Regions from separate parts of the Mus musculus genome. Here region 1 is linked to region 2. A link is a contact called in ENCODE Hi-C or POLR2A ChIA-PET data. All regions are on one chromosome and are shown on one strand. Each heading gives the region's core, a stretch centred on a gene start or an enhancer-like site at or near the end of the contact. The rest is flanking DNA. Distances are from core to core; before and after follow the strand shown.

Region 1 (5,347 bases), core at 780-3,279, 470 kb after region 2:
GATATTATCTTCTGTTTCTTCTTGATAGTTGAATAATAATCCTCTGTGTATACATGCCACCTTTTAAAAACTTTATTTATTTGTATTGCATTGGTGTTTTGCCTGCATGTATGTTTGTGTGGTGAGGGTGTCAGGTCCTCACACAACCTACATGTATGTCTGGAATTGTAGTTACAGACAGTTGTGAGGTGCCATGTGGTTGCTGGGTATTGAACCCTCACCTCTGGAAGAACAGTCAGTGCTCATAACCACTGAACATTCTCTCTCCAGCCCCACATGCCACTTTTTAAATTTATGAATGGACTGTGCCACTTGGCTATTGTAAATGGTGTGGTGTTAAACACAGGGGTACAGGCATCTCTATTTTATGTTGCTTCCGATTCTTTGGGTATGTACCTGATAGTGACATGGTTGGATAATATGGTAGATCTATCTTTAGGTTTTAGTTGTTGTTTGATTTTGAGGAACATCCACACTGAAATAAAAAACACTTGGACCCTTAACTTCTAGATGTGGTGAGACAATTGCCTGAAGTCAAAGGGTTCAAAGGTTGTGTGCTTGTGGTAGGGAAGACTCAAGTGGGGAACTTAACACTTCTGTATGAAGTGCACACTAGGATATATGAGCCAATATTGATAGTTGCAGATTATGTTAAAAAGGAAAACCAAAAATAACACAAAAATGGGTGAGACCAAATACCTCCACAGGACTGGATCCACCTGAATGTCTAGATTTGGGAACTTTGTTAACATCAGGATACCCCAAAGGACAATGGGGACATGGGAAAATGGCTCAGTGGGTGAAGTGCTTGCTGCAAACATGAGGACAAGTGTTTGGATCCCCAGCACTCCTAGAAGCCTGGTTAGCTGTGCTGCACCTGTAACCCCCGTGTTGAGAGGGGATCAAGCGATGCTGGAGGTCATTGGCGGGGCAGTCTCGCCCACACTGTAAGTTCCAAGGTTACGGAGATATCCTGCCTCAGAAAATGAGATGGCAAGTTATTGAAGAAGGTACATGATGTAGGTCTCTGGTCTGCACATGTGCTTCCACATACATGCACACACGAGGGAAGATGTACAAAAAGTTAAGAGAAATATAGAAAAATCACTCTCTGGATAGAAAAGCTCTAACACCTCACATATTTTGAAACGGGAGGGTACGCCACAATGTAGTTGTAGCTTTAATGACCCAAAGGTCATATTACTCCCATTACAAGGACCCTTGACATAATTTTTAAGGTGTTTTAAGGATTCTGTGTTGGCTAGTCCTATGTCAGCTTGATGCACAAACTAGAGTTATCTGAAATGCTGTACGGCATTTTAAAAAACTAGTTATTGATTGGGGAGGGCCATCCCTGGGCTGGTGGTTCTGGGTTCTATAAGAAAACTCTCTATGGCCTTTGCATCTGTTCCTGCCTCCAGGTTTCTACTGCCCTGTTTGAGTTCCTGCTGACTTTCTTAGATTATGAACAGCAGTATGGACGTGTAAGCCAACTAAACCCTTTCAAGCTCCTCACCTTGCTTTTTGGTCATGGTGTTTTGTCGCAGCCATAAGAACCCTAATCCAACGCAAAATAATAGTGCCCACTCCTAAATTGCTTCAGAGGGCTCTGTAGTTCTCTCAAAGAAGGCAGTCCTCAAAATGCACATCTGCACTGCCATTTTTTATTTGTCCGATGGTGCCAGCCTACCAAATGCAACAACTGACGTTCTTTTCAAGAATATTGGTCGGGGTCGGGTGGAGCGGTTAGAGAGAAAACACAGAACTCCTGAGACCTTTTTTGGAAGGGGCTCCCTTTAGCTTATACTGACTCCTGACGCACGACTATTAGCGTGATGTTGTAACACAGCGGCGGGGATGAAGGGACGGCGCTGGGAGAGATACGCATGGCAGATCGCTAAACTGAGAGCAGAAAGGCTCGAAGCCAAGGCATTGAAGAACTGATCAACTTCACCCCACACCAATTACACAGCCGCCCCATCGCCCGCGCAGGCGCACGACGACCAACACGGGGCGGGAGGCCACGCCGGAAGTTCTCTAAGCGCCCCGGATGCGACTGGGCGGCGGTGGTTGCCAGGCGACGGGAGCTTCTCCGATCCACCAGTGCTCGCAAATGGAGGTGTAGAACCCGTTATATATTAGCGTGCCTTGACCGCTGTGGGTCGTCTTCTCCGAGTTCCCACGATGTTCTTCTACCTGAGCAAGAAAGTGAGTTTCTCCTGGGGACCGCCGTCGCGCCGCCTCCATTCCTGTAGCCCGCCGGTGCCCGCATTCTCCCGGGACTGCAGGCGGCTGCCAGGCAGCTTCTCCATCTTCCTGTCACCTATCTCCTCTCACAGGTCTCTGTGCTCCGGTAGTCCTTGGCAGAGCCAGCAGCTCTTTCTCAGGATTCTTCCACATTCCAGTCATGCCAAGTTTCTTTTCAGTGATAAAAAGTGATCACCAAGCGCTGGTGGTCTTTCCTCTGCTACTTGTTGATCCAGAAGGTAGATTATGACAGTCTGCCCTAAGAGAGAAATATAAGTGTGGTGTGGGAAAGGAAGTAAGAGCAGCAGCGATACGAATTTATGTCTCAGTTCCCGCCTCAGTTCAGACACCCCCACCCCGTTCCCGCCCGCTTCCTTGGCAATCACCTTCCTTTATGTGCACTTCTTTACAGAATGCTAGGGCTCAGAACATTTAAGAAGACCACAGCCATTTTCATAATAGTTCATTTTGCTGCAGGGCGTTATTGTTTCTCTCTCCCTTTTTCATGCTCTTTTTTGAGACAGGATATTGCTGTGTAGCCCAGGCCAGCTTCCAACTTTCCACCCTTCTGCCTCAGTGCTGGGATTGGTAACATGGGCTACGACAAGTTCGGGCAGGTTTCTTCTTGGAAGATGTTTGCCTGTCTATATCTCCTGGATGGAGATCCTCCAACTCCTTCGTGAAAAGCTAGCATCACTGTGATTCGTGTTTACAGATTGCTGTTCCCAATAATGTGAAGCTGAAATGTATATCCTGGAACAAGGACCAAGGGTTCATAGCATGTGGCGGTGAGGATGGATTACTGAAAGTTTTAAGACTCGAGACACAGACAGGTAAGTGATCATCACCAGTACAGATGTGTGAAACTGGTAGAAAGCAGTGGCTAGTGGCTAGTGGCTAGTGAGACCTACTTATGGTATTTGTCATTATGAAGTTTTAATTTTTTTAAAGGGGTTTATTCTTATGGTATGGGTGTTTTGCCTGAACGTATTTTATGGTGTCACATGCATGTAGTGCCTGTGGGGGCCAGAAGAGGGCATGGGATCTTTTCCTTTGTAACTAGTTACAGATGGTTTGTAGGTGCCGAGAACTGACCACTGGTTCTCTTCAAGAACAACACGTGTTCTTAACCACAGACCCATCTCTCAAGCCCCTCCTGTCACTGTTTCTGAGGCAGAGTCTTCTGAGACAGGCCTGAGAAGTTGCCATGTAGGACAGGCTAGTTGGCCTGAAAACTTCCATCTGTGTCTGCCTCCTGTGTCCTCTCTGAGATTACAGGAGCGTGATCTGATCCCTGTGTTAGGTATGAGTTTTGGGGCTCTGAGGTCAGGCCCTCACACTTGCACAGCAAACTCTTTACTGACTCAGCCATCTCCCGAGGAGATGCCTTATTTATTGCCTTTCAGATCCAGCAGTTACTGGTAAAGTGTTTTTTTGTTTTTGTTTTTGTTTTTGTTTTTTTTTTTAAGATATTTATCAGTATTATCAGATTTTTGTTCTCATGCCAGCTTGATTGATTTTATTTCCACTTGGTCTTTTAAAAAGTCTCTCTCTCTCTCTTTCTCTCTCTCTCACACACACACACACACACACACACACACACACACACACACACACATTTGAGAACTGTTTTGTGGGATATTTTCAAGATAAGGTTTCTCTGTGTAGCCCTGGGTTCCTGGAATTCACTCTGTAGAGCAGGGCGGCCTAGAACTCAGAGATCTCTCTGCCTTTACCTCCTGAGTGCTGGGATTAAAGATGCATACTACCATACCAGAGCTAACATTTCTTACTCAGTGCAGTACCAGACCATGTGTTTATATTGTTGAGAAATTTACTGAGATAGCAGCCAGATAATTAAAACTGCTGGTTTTAGAGAACACTTGAGGGATTTTTCTCTGTTTTGAGAATAAAGAATATTTTTTTACAGTGTCTTTTAAAAATGATTTATTTCTGTTTTATGTTCATTGGTGTTTTGCCTATATGTGTGTCTGTGTGACAGTGTCACAGTCCCTGGAACTGGAGTTACAGATGTTTGTGAGATGCCATGTTGGCCCTGGGAATTGAGCCTGGGTCCTCCGAAAGAGCACCAGTGTTCTTAACACAGAGCCATCTTTTCAGCCCACTCATAGTATCATAGAGAGCAGATTTCTTAAGGATTGAGTTTTATCATTTACATCTCTGCAAACCCCTAAGATTATCATAACATTTGTATATTTAAAATAAATGTTTTAAGTGTTCTGTTTTATGTCTAACACATTTTCTAAGTGACTATAAACTGTAAAGTTCTTGTAATTTCCTTCAAATATGTCATGCCTTTTCTTGTGGCCGTCACTGCAGCTCCATGTGTGGTCATTTCCCTCTGTATCTGCACAGGTCCTCTTTTGGTTCCTGAAAGATTCAGAGCCTTTTCTGTCGCTGTTTGCTATCCTAGGAGACCACCCACTCCCTGAATCTCTTTGCCATACGTGTCGTCTCAGCTGAGATGTTATTTCTTTAAAAAGCTGCCCTGGTGCCCACTTCTCTCTAATTAACCAGCTGTTACTATTTCTTATTTTGCCTCCACTTTCCCAAATTATAATTGCATGTATGTACTGTCTGACCCTCCCACTCCCATGGAATGCAAGCTTTCTGGAAGGAGAAAAGACTGTTTTGTTTATTTTATAGCCAGAATTTCACATAGTGCCTAGACATAGTGTACATATCACCATTTGTTGAATGAATGAATGAATGAATGAGTGCATGAATTACCATGACATTCTGGGAAACAGTAAAAACTAGACTCTAACGTCTTGGCTATTTAGTCCCTTATACGTTTTTACAGATCTTAATTTATGTCTGTATGTTCATATTTCTACTTATGATCTCTTAGGAGAATATTAAGTAATGGTGGTTGCATATTTAATACATTGAGCTAAATCTTCTTGCACTTTCCTTTATTTTGATAGAACAATGTCTTGCAAGGCATCTGCATGTTACTGCTCATCTTTACACCAGGAGAAAAATGAGTCAGAAGAAAGAACACTTAAAAACTTGTATAATATCTCACATATACATACCCTTCTAATAACTCAAGATATGCCAAAATCTTGTACCCTTT
Region 2 (5,252 bases), core at 525-3,024:
AATAGTCTCTTGAGCTGAACAATGTTCATTTGTAGGACAGGCACAAAGTTCGCTTATGGCAAAAGTGACCCCACTGCACACCCTGGATCCTCTGCCGGAGGTTCGCTGGGGGTTGGCCCAGGAGACACTGTCTGAGCTGCTTCCTCTCGACCCCAAGTCAGTTGCAAATGTCTTCCCCAGGGTGTGGAAAGATGGCCAAGTCCAGTTCATGCTTGGATGGGTGGGCGCCTGACCCAGCCTGGGAAAGGAGCTGCTCTGGGCCCTGGTCGCCCCACACACCACTAAACAATACCATTCTGCCTCCGAAAATAAAATCTGTATTTATGTAACAGCCCCATCCTCCCCCCAGCCCTCCCCTCCCGCCATTCCAGGGGTCTATGTTACAGACATGGAGCAACAGTAGTGGCTTGCTGGTTACAAGCAAACCTGCTGGGGGCGCAACCACTCTGCGTGCCCCTGGGGAAACCAGAGGCGGGGGTGGGGCAGGAGTCGGGTGGGGTGTAGGGAGTCGTACACACACACAACCACACTTTGAGGCCTGGCTCTTTAGAAAAGGATGCTCAGGAACCCCTTGGCACTCAGCAGGGTGCCCAGGCCTGTGCCACACAGCTGGACACACACAGACACTGGGAAGGGGGAGCTCGGTGCCCACGCTAATTCTCAGCGTGACCAGCCAGAGCCACCAGCAGATGTCAGGCAGTCTGGTGGTGTCCTTGGGGGCATGGGTCTCCCTTTCTCCCGGTTCGTGGGCGACCGGGCCAAGGAGGGGGAGCCACGCTGGCAAGGGCGTGAGGCAGGACGCGTCCCTCATAGCACCTTGCAGCAGTTGATGCAGCCATTCTGGGATCCGTAGCGCTTCTGCAGCGCGGCGCGCGTGGCCGTCTCAAAAACCTCGCGCACGCCCTCCTTGGTCTTGGCCGAGCACTCGAGGTAGTCATAGGCTTGGATGCGCACCGCCATGGCGCGGCCGTCATCCGTGCGCACTGGCTCCTGCTTCATGCGGGCCAGCTCCGTGCGGACATGCTCGTCGCTGCGCAGGTCTTTTTTGTTGGCCACCAGGATGATGGGCACATTGGGGCAGAAGTGCTTTACCTCGGGCACCCACTTCTCGGGGATGTTCTCGAGAGAGTCCGGGCTGTCCACCGAGAAGCACATAAGGATGACGTCGGTGTCCGGATAGGAGAGCGGCCGTAAACGATCGTAGTCCTCCTGGCCTGCCGTGTCCCACAGCGCCAGCTCCACCTGCTTGCCGTCCACCTCGATGTCCGCCACATAGTTCTCGAACACGGTGGGCACGTACACCTCGGGGAATTCGTCTTTACTGAACACGATCAGCAGGCACGTCTTGCCGCACGCGCCGTCGCCCACCACCACCAGCTTCTTGCGGATGGCCGCCATGAGCTCGCCGGGCGCGGGCAGCAGGAGGGGCCCGCGAGCGCCTCGCCGCCGTCCCGCTCCCTGTTGCTTGCCGCTCCCCGCTCTCCCGCGACTGCGCGCTGCGGGCTAGGCTCGCTAACTGCACCTGGACCCCGCGGCGGCGCGGTCTCTCGGGGCGCTCCGGTTGCCTCGGCAGGGGCGCAGGGGCATACGGTGCACTGAGTGTCGCCGCGCCGCTGCCGCGCCGCTGTGGTCCTCGGCGGTCCCGGAGCTGCGCTGCTTTGTGCGAAGTGATGGCTGATGCTGCGGACCCGGCCTAGCTTCTTTCCCGGGGCGGGTTCACTCTAGACCTAGGGTACAGGGGCGCAGACGACGACAACCGAACTGCGGTGGCAGATGCGGGCTGCGGCCCTAGCGCCCGCTATTTAAAGAGTCCGGCCACTTTCTTAATATAGCCACCCAATGGGAAGCCATAGGGCTGAGCTCATCGCTGCGGAGCTTGGCTCCGATTGGTCGCCCGCTGCAGTCCGAAGGCGGGTTCGCCTTAGCTTGATTGACTGCCCTGTCCGCGGGGCTGGGAGAGGCGTTGACTGTGGAGTCTGCGCGGCGACCCGCCCCGTGGGGTTGTGTGGCCGCCGGGTCCCCGCCTTCGTCGCAGCCTCTCTGAGTGCGACATCGTGGAGCAGGCAGCCTGGAGCCCTCCGGGTCTGGGTGGGCAGTTCCGAGACGAGCTACACTCTTGTGGGGCGTTGGCTGCTCCCAGGGCTTCAGCTTTATCTAGCTTCCGAGCGAACTACGGGTGATCAAGCATGGGGGAGGGGCGGCGCCTTTAACGTGGTTTTGTTTTCACTTAAACAGACACCGGTGCACGGTTTTGTTACCTAGCCAAGGGTTTCGTTCTTTCTTAACTTTGTTTAGATAACTAACCCCTCGTGTGCTCTGGGCCGAATTCTGACACTTACCCAGGGCAGCCTTTTCACTGAGAAAGGCTAACAGTAAATTGTGTGGGCCTGGGTGAGTCCCCTCTCGGCTTTCTCTTCAAGGCCCACACTTAGGTCTCCGGGTGAAGAAGATAAGGGGAGGAATCTAGGAGACACACAGCTGTAGGACAAAGGAAAGCGAGGTGCAGGGCACTCCGCTGAAAAAGAAAGCACCCAGCTTGGGCAGGCAACCTTCACCCAGTCCTACCACATTACATCTGATTCTCGCCCTAAAGCCAGAGAACTGCTTGAAGTACACTGTGCAAGGAAACCCATCTATCCCAACAACTCTCATGGAGCAGATGAAAAGCTTCAAGCTGGGAAAGCAGGCATGCGGCCTCGCAGGGAACTTGCCGGTGGGCACACGGTTTCTGTACAGAGGATGGAGTTTCTTCATACACACCAGGTCTTAACTCGTGAATTACCACTTCCTGCAGGAGATGACACCTCTTCCTATCTTAAAGGATTTAAGCCAGTCCACTGTAAGAAATAGGAAAGACAGAAAGCTGCAAAGGGCGTCAAAGAGGGCCTTACCCCGCCCCCAAGAGAAACTGAACAAAGAAAAAGGAGGAAAGAAAGTGGGGAAATGGCTTAACATTGCTGCGTGGGGTCCTCATGGAGGGCTAGGCTAGGGGTACCAGCTAAGAGAAAGCTTTCTCAGTGACCATGTCATGATGACCTTATGACCCATTTCTTTGTCTCTCTCTCTGGACTGTGAGTTGTCCGAGGGCCAGGATTTCCTCCCACCTGAGCATCATGAAGACCTAGCACTATGCTGGGCCCTAAAGAAGCAGTAAAAATGGTCCGTGCAGTGGTAGGCCTGCCCACCTGTAGACCCAGCCACACAGGACGCACAGGGGTTGGCCTTCCAAGTCTAGGCAGTCTGGGCAACCAAATGAGACAGAGAGAGAAAACAACGGGGAGGGGTAAATGACTTTGGGAGCTAACCCAGTTTTTCAAAAGTGGAACTTTTTAGTTCTTAACATCAGATCCTGCTATAATCAGACCAAACACAAGCAGCCAATGTTTTCACATATAATCCCCATGTTACAGTTTCTGTGTATCTGGACAGATATGATCAAGCCATAGTGTTCCATCAGTGGGGGAGAGCTGTGTTCCCTGCATTCTGGATTATCCCCACTGCAGGGCCCAGTCTCTGTTTTTCTCTGCTTTAGTTTTTCAGACCTAAGGAACTGTCACATGGTTTGGTTTGTCATTGGTTGAGGAAGTCACTTTGCACACACACACACACACACACACACACACGCACACACACACCCCACACATGCCTTTTAGGGGAAAAATCTTATCTACACATATTTTTCTCCTCGTAGTTAAACCTTTTGATTGCTGTGTTATTAGCTCTGCTCTCCGTGGTCTTAATATAGCTTGGGAATCTTGGCTATGTCCTTCAGCTTTAAATATTAAGAAAATATAAACCAGAGCTTTGTCCCGTGTGCTTCTTTCAAAGACTTAAATACAAAGAACCAGGAAGCAGGATTACGGCCACCGGCTTCCTGATTTCCAGACGTATCATACGGGGTGTTCCAAGCTCAAATCTCTATATCGAAGTAATTGCTAAAAATACAAAGTGGGCAAGTTATGCCGAAGTAAAGAAGGAGAAGAATCGAAACGGCGTTCTCTCAAAACAGGACTGGCGGCCTCAAAGACCTAGCTCACTGCTTATAGCATTAACTTTTCCAAACTTGCTGATGAGTTTTATAGTATCCCCTTGTCAGGCCCCACACCCTTCAAAGTGCACTGTCACTGCAAGGCAATGACTAGATTTAATTCTCCAAGAGTTATTAACATTCAGTGCATGAAGCCGGGCGGTGGTGGCGCACGCCTTTAATCCCAGCACTTGGGAGGCAGAGACAGGTGGATTTCTGAGTTCAAAGCCAGCCTGGTCTACAGAGTGAGTTCCAGGACAGCCAAGACTATACAGAGAAACCCTGTCTCGAAAAACCAAAAAAAAAAAAAAAAAAATTCAGTGTATGAAGGAGAACAAAGTCATACTTACCTTTCAAACCGATCTATTTCTAGTCTGCAACCTAATTTATCTGCCCTTTGTTTGTTTTGTGGGTTTTGTTGTTGTTACTGCACCTCCCTCCCCCAGGGGCGGCTGTAAATCACACCCTACTAGATCAGACCAGACACTGGAATTTTTCACTAGATTTTAGCGCCACCTTGTGGCAGTATTCATAACTTTTTTCTTTTAAAAAATATGAAAAAAGCACTTGAAATTGGCATTTGTGAATATTTTTATTTTACAATCGGTTACAGCAATACCTCTCCTGGGCATATATCCAGAAGATGTTTCAACCAACCGGTAAGAAGGACACATGCTCCACTATGTTCATAGCAGCCTTATTTATAATAGCCAGAAGCTGGAAAGAACCCAGATGCCCCTCAACAGAGGAATGGATACAGAAAATGTGGTACATTTACACAATGGAGTACTACTCAGCTATTAAAAAGAATGAATTTGGGGCTGGTGAGATGGCTCAGTGGGTAAGAGCACCCGACTGCTCTTCCAAAGGTCCGGAGTTCAAATCCCAGCAACCACATGGTGGCTCACAACCATCCGTAACGAGATCTGACTCCCTCTTCTGGAGTGTCTGAAGACAGCTACAATGTACTTACATATAATCAATAAATAAACCTTTAAAAAAAAAAGAATGAATTTATGAAATTCCTAGCCAAATGGATGGACCTGGAGGGCATCATCCTGAGTGAGGTAACCCAATCACAAAAGAACTCACACAATATGTACTCACTGATAAGTGGATATTAGCCCAGAAACTTAGAATACCCAAGATATAAGATACAATTTGCTATACGCATGAAACTCAAGAAGAACGAAGACCAAAGTGTGGACACTTTGCCCCTTCTTAG

The links. Hi-C counts contacts between places; a loop is a spot of excess contacts on that map. ChIA-PET counts read pairs that join two places held with the same protein, here RNA polymerase II (POLR2A).
Region 1: a loop to region 2 is called in a map of T-helper 17 cell, with 2.4 times the contacts of the local background. The contact joins the promoter of Wdr35 here to the promoter of Rhob in region 2. A Hi-C loop is called at or near these places in 1 of 37 maps with a recorded cell type or tissue (T-helper 17 cell). POLR2A ChIA-PET finds 5 or more read pairs at or near these places in 1 of 5 experiments (embryonic stem cell).

Annotation. Positions count from the first base shown.
Region 1 is chr12:8,971,972-8,977,318 of GRCm38, forward strand. It overlaps Wdr35 (WD repeat domain 35), which reads left to right and starts at 2,030. Exons shown (of 27, transcript NM_001159527.1): 1 at 2,030-2,208; 2 at 2,963-3,080. The coding sequence starts at 2,185. Matn3 (matrilin 3) reads left to right here. Exons shown (of 8, transcript NM_010770.4): 8 at 1-57.
Region 2 is chr12:8,498,235-8,503,486 of GRCm38, forward strand. Rhob (ras homolog family member B) reads right to left here and starts at 1,775. Exons shown (of 1, transcript NM_007483.3): 1 at 1-1,775. The coding sequence starts at 1,398. The coding sequence ends at 808.